2 separate regions of the Homo sapiens genome follow, and region 2 is linked to region 1. The links are chromatin loops, found by intact Hi-C in ENCODE. Cell type or tissue: GM12878. All regions are shown on one strand. Links, peaks and the distances in the headings refer to the core of each region. The heading gives the core; the rest is flanking DNA.

The links. Hi-C counts contacts between places; a loop is a spot of excess contacts. Peaks named below come from ENCODE experiments on the same cell type or tissue, not always from the same donor. Only the 100,000 strongest peaks of a DNase experiment are listed, where the experiment ranks them.
Region 2: it touches region 1 in a loop (2.2-fold over the local background); 1 of 110 quality-filtered maps calls a loop at or near these places.

Annotation. Positions count from the first base shown.
Region 1 is chr18:4,388,421-4,396,070 of GRCh38, forward strand. The region is part of intron 1 of DLGAP1 (DLG associated protein 1); the gene reads right to left. Among named protein-coding and RNA genes, the nearest start is that of DLGAP1, 63 kb to the right of the region's middle. In GM12878, for the core only: no CTCF peak of the experiment used is centred there; a DNase peak (open chromatin) is centred at 3,641; H3K27ac peaks cover 538 bases.
Region 2 is chr18:4,266,900-4,274,549 of GRCh38, forward strand. The region is part of intron 1 of DLGAP1 (DLG associated protein 1); the gene reads right to left. All of the region lies in intron 1 of DLGAP1-AS5 (DLGAP1 antisense RNA 5), which reads left to right. Among named protein-coding and RNA genes, the nearest start is that of DLGAP1-AS5, 6.1 kb to the left of the region's middle. In GM12878, for the core only: no CTCF peak of the experiment used is centred there; a DNase peak (open chromatin) is centred at 3,292.

The sequences.
Region 1 (7,650 bases), core at 1,470-5,469:
TTCACCTGGAGATACTAGAGCTAGGGGTCATTAGTGAAGAAAGCCATTGGAGCTGCGGGAAAGGGTGAGCTTGCCTAGAGGGTACATATAGTTCAGGAACAGAACCATTAGGACAATGGCATTTAAGGAATGGGTAAAGGCAGAAAGAAATTGGTGAAGAAAAATAAGGAGTCATGTTGTACTGAAACTATTGCAGGTAAGATGCCCAAATTTTTCTTTATCACAGTCTTTACAAACTTCAGACTTCATATTAGGAAGGAAAAAGTTACTCTCCCCCACCCGCTGGCTATTACTTACAGCCAAAGACATCTTAACTGTAAAGTATCTGATATAATTTTAACAATTATCTCATATACGTATCAGGAAAGTAACAACCACAATGAGATATCACCTCACACCCATCAGGTTGGCTACTATCAAAACAAAAACAAAAAAAGAAAATAATGTCAGTGAGGATGTGGAGAAACTGGAGCCCTTGTCTACTGTTGACGGGAGTGTAAAATAGTACAGCCACTCTGAAAAAGTTTGGCAGTTCCTCAAAATATTAAAAATTGAGTTGTCATAAGATCCAGCAGTTCCACTTCTGGGTATATGGCCAAAAACATTGAAAGCAATGTCTTGAAGTGACACTTGTACACCTATGTTCATAGTAGCACTATTCACAATAACTAAAAAGTGGAAGCAACACAACTGATCATTGATGGATGAATGGATGAACAAAATATGATATATAGAAACTATGAATTATTATTCATCCTTAAAAAGGAAGGACATTCTAACACATGCTACAACACGGATGAACCTTGAGAACATTATACTAAGTAAAATAAGCCAGTCACAAAAAGATGAATACTTTATGATTCTACTTAAATGAAGTGTCTAGAATAGTCAAATTCACAGCAAGAGAAATAAAGTAGAATGATGGCTGCCAAGGGGTACGGGTAGGGGAAAATGGGGAGTTCTTTAATGGGCATAGAGTTTCAGTTTTGTAAGAGGAAAAATTTCTGAAGACTGATTGCACAAAAATATGAATGTACTTAACACTACTGAACTGTACACTTAAAAATGGCTGACATGGTAAATTTAATGTTCTGTGTAATTTACTACAATGGAAAATTGTATAAAGCAACTGAATGGTGACAGCAAAAACAGATTGACTGTAGAATGATTTTCTATGATTGGTTAAATTAAATGATTTTTATTTTCTTCTTTATCTTCATGGATTATCCAAAATTACTACAATGGGATGTGTACCTTTTATAGTCAAAATAGAAGTTATTCCAATGAACTAGTTCACACTACCCATTATACGCAAATTGATGTACATCTCCAATGTGCTTTCAGAGCAACTGCATTATTCTGTTATATTCTGTGTCACGAGTTTGCTGTTGGCACACAATGACGTCTATTAAGATGCACATCAATTACTATAACCTGCAATTAATAATGCATAGTTTAAATATTACTGGTGAATAGTCTTCATTATTAAATCTAGATGTCTATTTCCTTCATGTTTCTAAGATACTTCTACTTCAAGATTAATTCATTTAATTTAACTGAACATCAGCTACATGTAGGGCACTGTGTTAGTCCCTCCAGTGGCTACAGGGCTAAATGAGGTATGGTTTTTGATCTTAAGAAATACATTCTAATAGTGTATTGTATTGTTCTCCAAAATATTCTCTGCCCTTCCTTATGGAGAGAATATATGTCCCCATACCATGTTGGCCCATAACAAATTGTGTGAAAAAAAAAAAGATGTATTCCTCCCCCTTTTTTCTTAATTAATAAATCTTATGTTTTTATAGCAGTTTTAGGTTCACAGGAAAATTGAAAGGAAAGGACAGAGGTCCCATGCACCCCTGTCCCCACATGTTCACAACACTACTGACATCCCATATCACAGTGGTACACTTGTTGTAATTGATGAACCTCTATTGACACATCATTATCACCCAAAGTCCACAGTTTCTACATCAGGGCTCATTCTCGGTGTTGCACATTCTACGAGCTTTGAAAAATGTATAATGACATGTGTCCACCATTGTAGTATCATATAGAATAGTTCCACTGCCCTAAAAATTCTCTGTGCCCAACCTATTCATCCTTCCATTCCTCCTAACCCCTGGTGACCACAAATCCTTTTACTATCTCCATTGTTCTGACCTTTCTAGAACGTCATACAGTTGGAGTCATACAGTACATAGGCTTTTCAGATTATTTTCTTTCACTTAGTACGGATTTAGTTTCCTTCATGTCTTTTTGTGGCTTGATAGCTGAATAATATTCCACTGTCTGGATGTACCACAGTTTATCCATCCACTGATGGAAGACATCTTGGTTGCCTCCCAGTTTTTGGCAGTTATGAATAAAATTTCTATAAAAATCATAGGCAGTTCTAGAGGCCCCTGGGCAAAGCTTTGAGATCTTTAACACTGTTTTTCACGGTTCCTCCATGTTCTCTTTTGCCTCTGACCTGTAACTGGAAGTGCTCCTCTTGGGCCTGCTCCATCAGCCTGCGCTCATCTTGGAAGAAAGAAGCTTGGTACGGTCAGTAGTACAGAATGGTCATATACCTTAAACACACTGTTACCTGAATTTAACTTAGCCTATCCCGATTGACACATATAATCAAGTCCAGTGTATCCTTTTTATATAAATTTGCTTTAAGCCAGATAAACATAATCTCCCAGAAGAGCTTATCTATGTCACAAAACAGACATATATATTTCCCAAGGAAGATGCTCCTCCTGCAATCACTTTCTCAAATGCAAGCATTTGTTTTTCAACAGCACTGAGCAGGAGGCCTCTGCAACTAGGGAAACTCAACCGGGTCACTTTTCCCACCCTTCCTTCATTTAATAAAAATGGCAGAGTCCAGTTGCGGAAGATGTGCTCAGAAAGTTTGCTTTCTTCATCCTGCTTTTGCCTTTGGCCAGTTTGACCCACGGTGGGGTTTCTTAATTTCTAGCATCTCAATTTCTTGCTTAAGAAATAGTCCTATTTACCTATTTCACCATCCTCTAGTGTTCACTCAGTGGTTATTTCTTTGCTACCTCAAATGCCGAGTAATATTCACCCCAATCCATAGCTGGCTGACACCTATTTTCGGTGATTTCTGTGGTACTGATTGGTGAAGATCCCCTTAGCTTGAAGGAAATTGAAGAAGCGACTACATAGCCCATAACATCCCTTTTGAATTCCAGCTTGCAATTTAAATAACCTGGTCCTTCCTAGAAGCATAAACCTTCAGGATTGCTCAAGTAGAAATACTGACTTTTATTTTGCCTCTTGGTCAGACAGATCTACACCCTTTGTTAAGGTATGCTCCCAGAAACGCATGTTCTTGGGCTAAACATTTACCTCATGGGAGCCTAAGGAGTTTCTGAATGTCTCCAGAACAGTAGTTTACTGTAATGGAGAAGCAGTCCAGCCTCATTCCCTCCACATCTACACATGGCTTTGATACCGTACCCTCTTTATTTGGTCTAAAAATATTTTTAAAGAAAAAAAGTCACACTACAAAGGCGATTGAGGTAGTTGGTTTTTAATCAGTTACTGATTTGTTGTTGTCACTTGTTTTGGTTAGAAACCCTTAAAAGGAGAAATTCAACTGATGGCTCTCTTCTCATGAACCGAAAGTTCAATTTCCCCTGACGAAAGTGGGTCAAGGGAAATGAAACCAGTTTCCTCCTGATTACTAGGTCATAAAAAACGGATTCCAGAGCCAGCAATCGCCACCAGCAACCCAGATGGGTAGCCCAAAGCCTGTTGAGGGGCAGTTGGTAGGCAGCACAGCCTGAGATTCATGGATAGAGACCTCCTGCTCCACATCATTATGGTATGTTAGTGGAGGAGCTGCTCATATCCAGGTGGGACTTCTCTACCTCCCCTTAGGAAGCTGCATGATCTGTTCACTTATTGTTTGATTGGGCCCTTAAAATGTGAGTGAAAATACACCAGAATTTTCCCATGAAAGGTTAACAAAGTTCTAGGGGTCCTCATTATAGACCATTTAATAATGTATTATTTATTCTGAGGCTGTATCCAAGTTTCAGATGCTCCAAGAAAAAAAAGGAATTTGATCTTGTGTCATAACACACTTTAAAAAATGCCTTCTTGAGGACAACTAGTTAAAAGAGAGTGCTGCTAGGTCTCTTCCCTTGGCTGATCCACCTACTCAAAGTTTAAAGGCTCATATAAGACAGGAAGCTTTATAATCTACTAAACTCTGTAATAACTGTACAGTCTACAGTGATTGTAGGCCCATGGATTTAAACATCATTTTATATCCCTAGGCCAAGTCTTACTTCTGAGATCCAGCCTCACATTTCAAACTGTCTGCTTGGCATTTTCTCCTGGGTGTCTCAAAGACGCTGCAAACTTAGAATGAGCAAAATAAAACACTTGAGTCCTGATGCCCAATTGGTCCCAAATCTAGCCTTCTCCTTTTTAGGATATGGCACTCCCGGCCAACCATTCCAACCAGAAATGTAAAAGTCATCTTTGTTCCCACCCTCATGCCTTATACGTAATCCATCAGCAAGTCATGTGTACTGTATTTCCAAGATACATAAGGAATTGATATACATTCTCTGCCATCAACTTGAACTAGACTTTCATCATCTACCACTTACAGCAGCCCTCACGTGGTTGTCAAATTCCTACAGTTGGTTTCTTTCCAGCAAAATAAATGATCTTCTTAAGACATAAATTAGATTTTGTCACTTGCATACTTGAACAATTTTGTTGATTGCCTTAAAATAGAATAAATAAAATAAAACACTTAATATAAAATCCTATCTCCTTACCGCAGCCTATGAAAACTCTGTCTACCAAGACCCGTATTTATTTGCATACCTAGACTCCTCTTCTATCGTACTCCATGCCTCTCTCTCTCACTATGCTTCAGCCACAGCCATCTTTTTGTGTTTCCCCATTTGGTGAACATGCCAGTCTCTTTCCCACGCAAGAGCCTTTTCACACTCTCTGTACTCTACCTGGAATGGACTCTACCTCTAATTTTTCAGATGGTTGATTCTTTGTCACATTTGGGTCCCATGTCAAATGGTACTTTCTTCAAGAGGCATTCCTTGACCAATCTATTTAAAATGGCAACCCCTCCCATTATTCTGGATCTCAACCATAGTTTGTTGATGTAGCTACACCATAATTTGTAATGAAATTTTCATTTGTATTTGTCTGATTGCTTTTGTCTCTCCTGCTGGCACATGAACTCTACATCTGCTTTACTCTTTTACTCACCTGGAGTCTCCCTTATCTAGAACAGCAGTCCCCAACCCTTTCGGCACCAGGGACTGGTTTCATGGAAGACAGTTTTTCCACAGACCGGGGGCAGGGGTGGTTCTGGGATGAAACTGTTCCACCTCAGAACATCAGGCATTAGATTCTCATAAGAAGCGTTCAACCTAGATCCCTCGCATGTGCAGCTCACAACAGGGTTTGCGCTCCTGTGAGAATCTAATGCCGCTGCTGATCTAACAGGAGGCGGGGCTCAGGTGGTAATGCTCACTCACCCATGGCTCATCTCCTTCCTGCTGTGCGGCCAGGTTCCTAACTGGCCAGGGACTGGTACTGTCCATGGCAGAGGGGTTGGGGATCCCTGCTCTAGAACAACTAATACGTAGAAGGTATGTAATAAATATTTATTGAATAAATGAATACAAAAGTAGCTATATGGCTAAACATAATAAGGTGACAAGAAAGTTTCTGCATATGTGAAGACAAAACAGTAAAAGAAGAAAGCCACCGTCAGGATGACTATGAGTTCCATGAGCCTTGAAAAAACGTATTCATTTACTAGATGACACGGATTTCGCTTTTGCTAATAAGTGGGCACAATTCTAATCAGTATCAATTATCAAATGTCTACTGTTCTTTAATCAGGAGGAAACAAGAAGCTATTGAAGGTGTGTGAGATAAGAATTTAAGAATAAATTTCCTTTTGCTTGATTCACTATTTCACTGCCATTTTGAAAGAACTTACTTCAAACTAAGTAATTGTTCAGGTGACAATATTTAAACAATAACATAAAAATCCAGAAAAATGCACATCTACTTGGAAGGATTCCTTTGGAGAAGAATTTGGGGGAAAAAATCCCCAAAATAGAATGCCTCTAATCACTGGGTTTAATCAATTTTTGGAATAATTAGCCTAGTTAATTATTTATGAAAACGTAGGTTTTAAATGAAAACTACAGTTTATTGTTAAAATATATCTTCTTTGTAATACAAATTCCTATGCCAGTGTATCAGATAATTAATTTTAAATAGGTGGGAACAAACCTATTTTCAGAAATCAAGATTTTGATGATCACGGAAATTAGTAAGGTTCTTATGCCAATAGTGATATTTTTAGATCTGTTTTCTCTTAAAGAATTTCATAAATTGCTTTACAGAGTTTCAGTTCTCGTCTATTGAAAATAAGGCATGCTCAGCCTGCACAAGTGAACATGAGACAGCTCAGGAATACCTTCATTCGGCCCTACTGTGCTAAATTAAGCCATTTGGTACTGAAAGTTAGTAGTTACCCAGAAATAAAATCTTGCTCAGAATAGTCAGAAAATGGTGTTTGAACAAAGGAAACAAGTAACAGTCTTTAAAAATTACCCGGACATTTCAATGTTAACTTTCCAGTTTCTGATTTTTCAGACTTTCCTTTGAGTTTTATGCCTAATTTTGAAGTGTTCCAACACAAAACACAAGTTGTAAAAGAAATAGCACATTGCATTGGGAATTCTTTACCTAAGTTCACATTTTCCCCTATTGACATACAAAAGAAAAAGAAAGAGAAAGTAAAATTCCAAATGGGTATTAACTTTTATGTAATATTTTCTTTTTCCTTTTTATATCCCTATTACTATCTCTAAAACATTGGGGAGGTAAGTATCGCTTTTCTCTGGGTCAAAAAAAATCAAGATAAACTTAATCAAAATCAAATAGGGGGTATAAAGTAAAATCAAGATTTTTGCCTTACTTTTAAAATTATTATTTCTAGCATCTACCTCAGTACGAGGGCTCCGCGTATTACCTATAGCCAGAGACTGATGGTTTCCTAACCTGGGAGACCTGCTGGGCATGCAGCTGGTTCTCTGTAAAGATCATTAACATGGTTCTCTGTAAAGATTCATTAACATGGAGGGGTGGAGACGGGTGAAGGAAAGATGAAATGGTGTTTTCTGGTAAAAGTAAATAAACACAATACACATCTTTTGAGAGCCAAATAACATTTTTCCAACCTAATGATTTTTGAATACAAGCGTTTATAACAGAATCTACTTAAGTCCATACCCATTAAATAATAAAACTCCTAATTTGTGAGAGAGAGGGGACATGCTATACAGCCTTGCTGGAATACCAGAAAGATATATAAAAACATTCATAATCAAACGCCCAAGTAATGCTGAATGCGGGAGCTGCAGTTAACATGTTCCTAAACCCCACGATAAAGACAAATTCAACATCACTTACATTCTGACACTAGACCATGGGAAAAGTGACAGAGTCTACCTGAAGAAGACCCAGGGCCTCCTCAACCCAAGAAATATGCACCCTGTAGAATACAAACATATGAAGGAGCATCCACTAACAGATATTCTAACTCCACCGGCTGCGGGCACAGGGAAAGCT
Region 2 (7,650 bases), core at 1,508-5,507, 120 kb before region 1:
CCAAGTGTAATCTTTATATAAATTTGGCATTTTGATCAAGTCTGATATCCATACACTCATCTCAGGTGCTGAGTTTACTAATGTGCTCACCCACCCACTGATAGCTGCCTTAGTTGAACAACTCTTACCTTACTCTTTTGCAACTATTTGCCTTTTCTTTTTCTTCTGCCTGACTTTTTATTAGGTTTGTGTATTGGTTTGGGACATTTTATGACAATAGCTTATCACAAACACAATATCCTGATGAGACTGAAGACCAATATTTGTTTCTATCACTGTAATGAGTGTGTGTGTGTGTGTATCTATCTACCTATCTAATGAGCCTAATATTACAGTCAACTGCTGTCTTAATACTGTGATTAATGCTATGTCTTACCTGCCCACCTGTGCACCTAATCTTTACAACTTCTAATTTGTGGCAGAGATAAATGGACTATCAATGGGAAACTACAAAGATTACTTGCTATTGCTCCTTCCCTTGCAGAAACATTTTGTTGCCCTACAAATTACTTTGGTTAAACTCTACAGTTACATTGTCTGGTTATAAAATGCTTAATGGGAAGTTTCTCCCCACCTCCATTTGTTTTAACAAACACAAGAATTAGAAGATATGTGAGTAATCATAAAATCTCATCTTGCACCCAAAGGAAATATTCCTGTCAGATGGTATATTACTTATCTACAGCTGCATACAAAATTACTCCAAAACTTAGCAATTTAAAACAACACACATTTATTATCTCACCCAATTTGAGGTTTGGGATTGTGGGAGCAGTTTAGTTGGGTGGTTCTGGCTCAGGATCGCACATGAGGCTGCAGTGAAGCTGTCAGCTGGGGCTGCAGTCATCTGACAACTAGGCTGTGGCACAAGGATCCACTTCTACAAGCTGTTGACAAGAGGCTTCACTTCCTCACTGCGTAGGTCTCTCCACAGGGCCACTCACAACATGGCAGCCGGCTTCCCTGAGTGAGTGATCCATGGGAGTGAGAGAGATTGACCAAAATATACGATGCAGTGCCTTTTACAACCAAATCTTGGAAGGGACATACTATCACTTCTGCCATATTCTATTGGTCACATATCATTACTGAAATTCCGGACAAGATCACACAAAGGTGTGAATACCAACCAGGAGAGGGTGGTGAGCAGAGGCCATCTTGGAGGCTGGCTGTCATAGATGTTTGTTCAGTTTCTGACAGGATGGTTACTACCTCAGGTGGCAGCCTATTCCATCTCTGCACAATTAAAACTGTTAGACCAGCTCTTCTCAGACAGGCCAAAATTTAACTTCATTAGAGATGAGGGGAAAGAAACAAGTACAATTCCCTTGATGTTGATGGCTTATATATTCTTGTAGTTATTGGAATATGAACATTTCAAATTGACTGCTATTTTTGGAAATTTCAAAAAGGAATAAACAGTATTTTTTAATAATTTTATTCTACAGTGTAGTTAAATAGAAAGTATGCCGGGGAAGAAAAAAATAGTGAATAAAAGAGAAAGGGAGATTATGAATATAGACAGACTGGAGTGAATACCTATTTGATGCTGAAATAGGTATTAGGATAATATTTATCCCACAACTCTTGCCACACCGGCTGTAATTTATCTCTCCTCTCTTCTCTCCTTATAGTACCAGATTAATTTTCTATTTTCTAGTTTTAACAGCAGGGTTTGTGGGTTACAGCCATTCTAATATCTTGTAACTACAATTTCATTTATGTAATTTGCAGCAAAATATGGCAGAATTGTTAGGTTTCTATAAGAATTATTTTACATATTAAATATAGAAACTATTATTTTGGGAAGAAATAATTATTGAACTTGAAATACTCCATAAATACATATTCTTACTTCAAAGATAATAGATTTCATGTCTGCTTCTTGCTTGAAAACATATAAAAACCAATGGACTAAAATCAATGTATTTAATAACTTTTACATCGGTCCAGTACCAATTTTAAGAAATTACACAATACAGAGATCAGTAAAGAATAAGATCCACCATATAAATAATAATAATTTTGAAGAGTTCTTTTATTCAGTATTGTGTTATATATAATGTTTTTCTTGCTTAGCTATTAGCAGTTTTTTGGACATAATTTGAACAAAGCCAAAATGTAAATGTCAGATTGATGGATTATTAAAAATTGGCAAATCAGAGTAGTCCCAGTTAATATTAACTCTTATAATATCAAGAAATCCCTTTTAAAGGATTAAATAAATCCATTGCTACTTACTGAATTTCTCCCATATTGCAGTAAGATATAGTAAATGTATCCAACAAACGCCAGCCTGATCTTTCCATATATCTACTTAATTTTCATGTAATATTGACTACAATGTTGACTCCCTGAAAGTATAAATAATTTCTCTTTGGAAAACTATCACAATACCATTCATATTCTAATATTCATATTATTTTATATATACATATATATATATATATATATATTTTTTTTTTTCTTTTTGAGACGGAGTCTTGCTCTGTCGCCCAGGCTGGAGTGCAGTGGCGCGATCTCAGCTCACTGCAAGCTCTGCCTGCCGGGCTCACGCCATTCTCCTGCCTCAGCCTCCCGAGTAGCTGGGACTACAGGAGCCCACCACCATGCGCGGCTAATTTTTGTGTATTTTTAGTAGAGACGGGGTTTCACCGTGTTAGCCAGGATGGTCTCGATCTCCTGACCTTGTGATCCACCCGCCTTGGCCTCCCAAAGTGCTGGCATTACAGGCGTGAGCCACCGCGCCCGGCCATATTCTATTATTATTTTATTTTCACCGAGAAATAAAAGCCATTTGAAAGGGCCATTGACATAGTCTATAATTAATGTTACAGCTATAAAGTTAAAATGGCCAATGATAAGTCTAGTTATTAAACATCACAGACATTCTACCAATGCATACATTTATCTAGAAAATGCTAGGGCTGACTATGAGTACTAGGGGGAGAATTTCTTGAGTTCTGACTAATTTTGTCCTGAACTTATGTCTGTTTTAAATTCTGTTTGTAAAGTCTTCTTTCTAGGTTCCCTTTACAAAGGCCTTTTCTACTGCAGCTTGTTTCACTTTAGCATGCTAATGATTGAAATAGAAATTTATGCTATTCACAATAGGATCCTTCACATGTTACAGTAGCATAGTTTAAATGTTCAGAAGCTCTGTGTTAAAATTTAGTTTTTGACAAAATGGCTCAAGTTCCTCTTATTAAAGAACCGGATCTCTCTCATTCTCTGAGAAAGTCCCTTTGTAGATGAGATGCACTACTGCACTGTGTCATCACTAATACAGGGTGGTTTCATTCGCACTTGGCACCTCTCAGGTAGGTTGTTTTGCAATGGCTTTATTTCATTTTCCCCTCTTATTACCCTGCAGCTTATTTAACAGAAAGTGCAAAGCCAAGCCTCACTTTGTTCTTCCTCTGGGGACAACCTACTCTTAGGCAGCAACATTTCTCCTTCCAGCTCACTGTGTCAATGTCTCTCCCACTAGCTCAAATGGCATCATTTGGGAGGCGTATAAAACATTTGGTGTAGGACAGATGATTTGTTACTTTAAAACTTGAGTAAGTAACTTTTCACGAGAATAATTAATTTAGTGATAACATAATATTTTTCCAAAATATTTCACATTGATGGTTTCATCACACAAAACTAATAATTTTTAATGTTTGGAATATATTTTTCTGAAGAGGAGGCTTTATTGAAAATAAAGAACACTTACAAGAAAATAAAGAACACTTACACTGTCCCATCCCTCTCCTTCCCTCCAAATATACCTTCCAAAGCCTCTGACAAGCATTCTATGGCTATTACTAGTAGGTTCAATTTTAATTTAGTAATCAGGTGATTTTATAAGCTTACTTTCCAAAAGTAAAGTTCCAAGAACAACCTTTTATAGAACTGCAGTCATGCATTTAGTGTGGGCATTTCTGAGATGCTGTTTGCAGATGTTGACTTATACCTTAAGTCGTTTTCATGGTGAATGAGATTCCTTAATCACTATGTCCTTTTATTGTTTGATCCTATCACTAGAACATTTTATGAAGTAACAATTTTCATCAGAAAATTTTTCTTTCCCTTGTGGATTATTTTCCAAAGCTTAGAAACATAATTTTAAAGGCAGGTTTCCATCCTGACTCATATTCCAGAAGACACAGAAGCCAGCTGATTCACAATCCCCTCTATAAAGGGGGAGTATTCTTGACTTAGAAAGTGGTTGACAGCTTTCTCCAAGCTGGTTTCACACTAGAATCATTTGGGGAAGTTTTACAAAGAACTCAAGCTCAGATCCAATCCCGAGAGGTCCTGATTTAATTGGTCTGTGGTGAGTAGGCCCCAGGACCAATATTTTTGAAGCTCCCTCCCGAAGTACTTCTAATGATTGTTAATCATTAACCTCCAACCTCTAGTTGGAACATTTACAAATACTTTACCATGTTGTTCTTGCTTTTCATGATACTACCTAATTTCACATATATGAAGTGAGAGCAAGTAAGGCAATCTTAGAGAAACATATCATTTGCCTGGTATCCTTTGGGAATGATTATTATGAATGAAAGAATACTGCAAATAAGAAAAATTTGGCCTACCAATGGTGAATATTAAATATTTAACCAAATTTGTTGGGAATTTTTCTAATAAATATTATGTAAGTCTATACCTTGAAGAAAATATACTAAACATTATTTAATCTTTTCTTGATGGTTCAATATTATCATTGTAGACACCTGTAGTTGTATTAGCTTGTCTTTGTAATATTTCTACTCCTCCACTTAATGGTATCAGAGTTGTGAAAGTTTTTGGAGGTGGTGATTCTTATCATGCCTCAGTCTCAATTATTACTTCTTAGTGATTTTAACCCACCTATTTCCCTTTGCTTTTGACCTTTCTGCTTCAAATATAATGATGTAAATATTGATTATGCTGAAATGACTTAATATATTTTGAGAAGACCTTAAAGCTTGAGGGAACAGGTAATCATGCTCATTAAATCAAGTACCCTTTTTGATGCACACAATTCATGTTTAGTAGGCTCTGTGGTGAGAACACAGGAATGGCTCTTCTGCAAGAGAAAGCACTTGAAGACTGAGACCAAGTTTCCTCCTTGCAATTCTTTATCCATTTTTTTCTTTCATGACTGTATTCAGATATTTTAATATTTTAGGCTTATGATCTGTGCAGTGTATTCCAACTTTATGAAGTTAGGCTAATATTAAGGTAGAAGAGTATGAATAGTATTAAATGGTGTATTGCGTAAGAAATATATATTTATCTCACTTCTTAGAACTGCGTAATTCTTTGTCTACTTCTGTCATTAAAATTGCTTCTGAAGAACTGTCATCTACAAACTTATATAAGATTTCCTCATCTGCAGCTTTTTTGAAGAATGCATCAAAAAGTTACAGTATAAGGTGTGATGTGAATTCAGTTTATTTTACCTTTTTTTGTTCTTTGGGTTAAAGCCAGGAGAGATTTTTAAGTATGAAATATATATGTAATATTAGATGAATATATTATCTCACTAAATAGTATCCCTGAGCTAAAACTCCCTGTCAACCATGCAGAGCAACATAGCAGCCATGTGATGGCATTTCAGTTACAAAATACTGGAAAATGTTAAACTTGTCAAATAATAATCCGACTTAGTCCCTTAGCCCCCAGGCTGAGTAATTCCAGGCTATTTTCTCTGCCATCAGCAGGCCACCATGAGATCAGACTGTTTTGCAGCACCATATGAAGTAAAAAGCCAGAGACACAGATTCAACATATATAAAAGGATTTCCTATTGCCCTAACTCTTCTACGGGAAAGCGTTTTATAGTGGCCTACATTGTATGCCCTCAAAATATATGTTCAAGTGCTAACCCTTGAAACCTGTGAATGTGACCTTGTTTGGAAATGGGTTCTTTGCAGACATAATTAGTTATAACGAGATCACACTGGTTCAGGGTGGCCCCTACATCCAACGACAGGTATCCTTACAAGAAGAGGAGAGGTCACACAGAGAAAACCTTGTGAAGGCAGAGGTGGAGACTGCAGCTACAAGCCAAGGCATGAACAGTAAGGATTGCTGGGAGCCATGAGAAGCTAGGATGCATCAAGGAGGGATTCTCATCAAGGGCCTTCAGAGAGAGGAAGGTCCTGCCAGCACCTTGACTTTGAACTTCTAGCCTCTAGAACTGTAAGAGGATAAATTTCTGTTGCTTTACCACCTCTCCACACCCTATTTGTGGTAATTTGTTACTGCAGCCTCCAGGAAACTAATACAGCATTGAAACAAAAACTTTCCATTATAGCAAATTTGAGTGTGGAGAAGGAAAGCAATCATTTGTTAACCTCTCACCATGTTGAGAAATAGCCTGATCTCTTAAACCCTCCATGCACCCTGCCTCTCCCGCTCTTGCTTCCCCAGCATACATGGGTCTCCTCTTGGTACTTGCTCTCCTTTTCCTGGTCTTGGCTGAACCAAGAAATCCCTCACATACTTTACCCAGCACCACCAGGTATTACTGATGATGTTCCATGGCACAGCATTACAACCATTCTGTGAATGTTGTTTTTACAGAATGAAAGCAACACTGTCACCTAGGCTGGAGTGCAGTGGTGAGATCATAGTTCAGTGTAACTTCAAACTCCCGGGCTCAAGCAATCCTCTCACCTCAGCCTCCTGAGTGGCTATGACTACAGGTGGACGCCAAAATGCCTGGCTAATTTTTTGTGGAAATGGGGTCTCACCCTGTTACCCAGGCTGGTTTTAAATTCCTGGGCTCAAGCAGTTCTCCCAATTCAGCCTCCCAGATAGCTGGGATTACAGGCGTGAGCCACTGTGCCCCTCCTTAAGTTAATTTTTACATATGGTGAGAAATGGGAGTCCAACGTCATCCACTTTGTTGGTGTGTAATTGTTCATAGTATTTTCTTACAATGCTTTTTTAATTTTTGTAAAATCACTGGTAACATTCCTACTTTTACTTCTGATTTTAGTAATTTGTCTTCTCTCTTTTTTTTCTTGATCATCAGTCTAGCTAAAGGCTTGTCAATTTTTTTTATCTTTCTGAACAACCAGCTTTTAGTTTCATTGATTTTTACTATAATTTTTGTTGTTTTAAATTTCACTAATTTCTGCTCAAATCTTTATTATTTGTTTTCTTCTCTCTCATTTAGGTTTAGTTTGCTTTTTTTTTTTCCTCCGTCTTAAGGTGGAAGGTTAGGTTATTTATTTAACTCTTCTTTTTTCACAAAAGCCCTTACGGTTATAACTTTCCCTCTAAGTAACACTTTATCTGCATTCCATAAGTCTTACTATGCTTCCTTCATTTTCAGTCATCTCAAAGTGTTTTTGGATTTCTTTTTTAATTTCTTCTTTGACCCGCTGGTTATTTAAGAGTGTGTCATATAATTTCCACATATTTGTGAGTTTCCCCAATTTTTTCCTGCTATTGATTTCTAATTTCATTCCATTTTGGTCAGAAAATGTACTTTGTATTATTTCTTTTCTTTTAAAGTTGTTGAGGTTTGCTTTATGGACTAGTATATGGTCCATTCTGGAAAACAGTCCTCTTCCCTCTCACTTTGGACAGTCGAGAATTTACTCAATATCTTTAATTCTAACTTAAAATAGAAATAATATATAGCCAATTCTTCACTGGAAT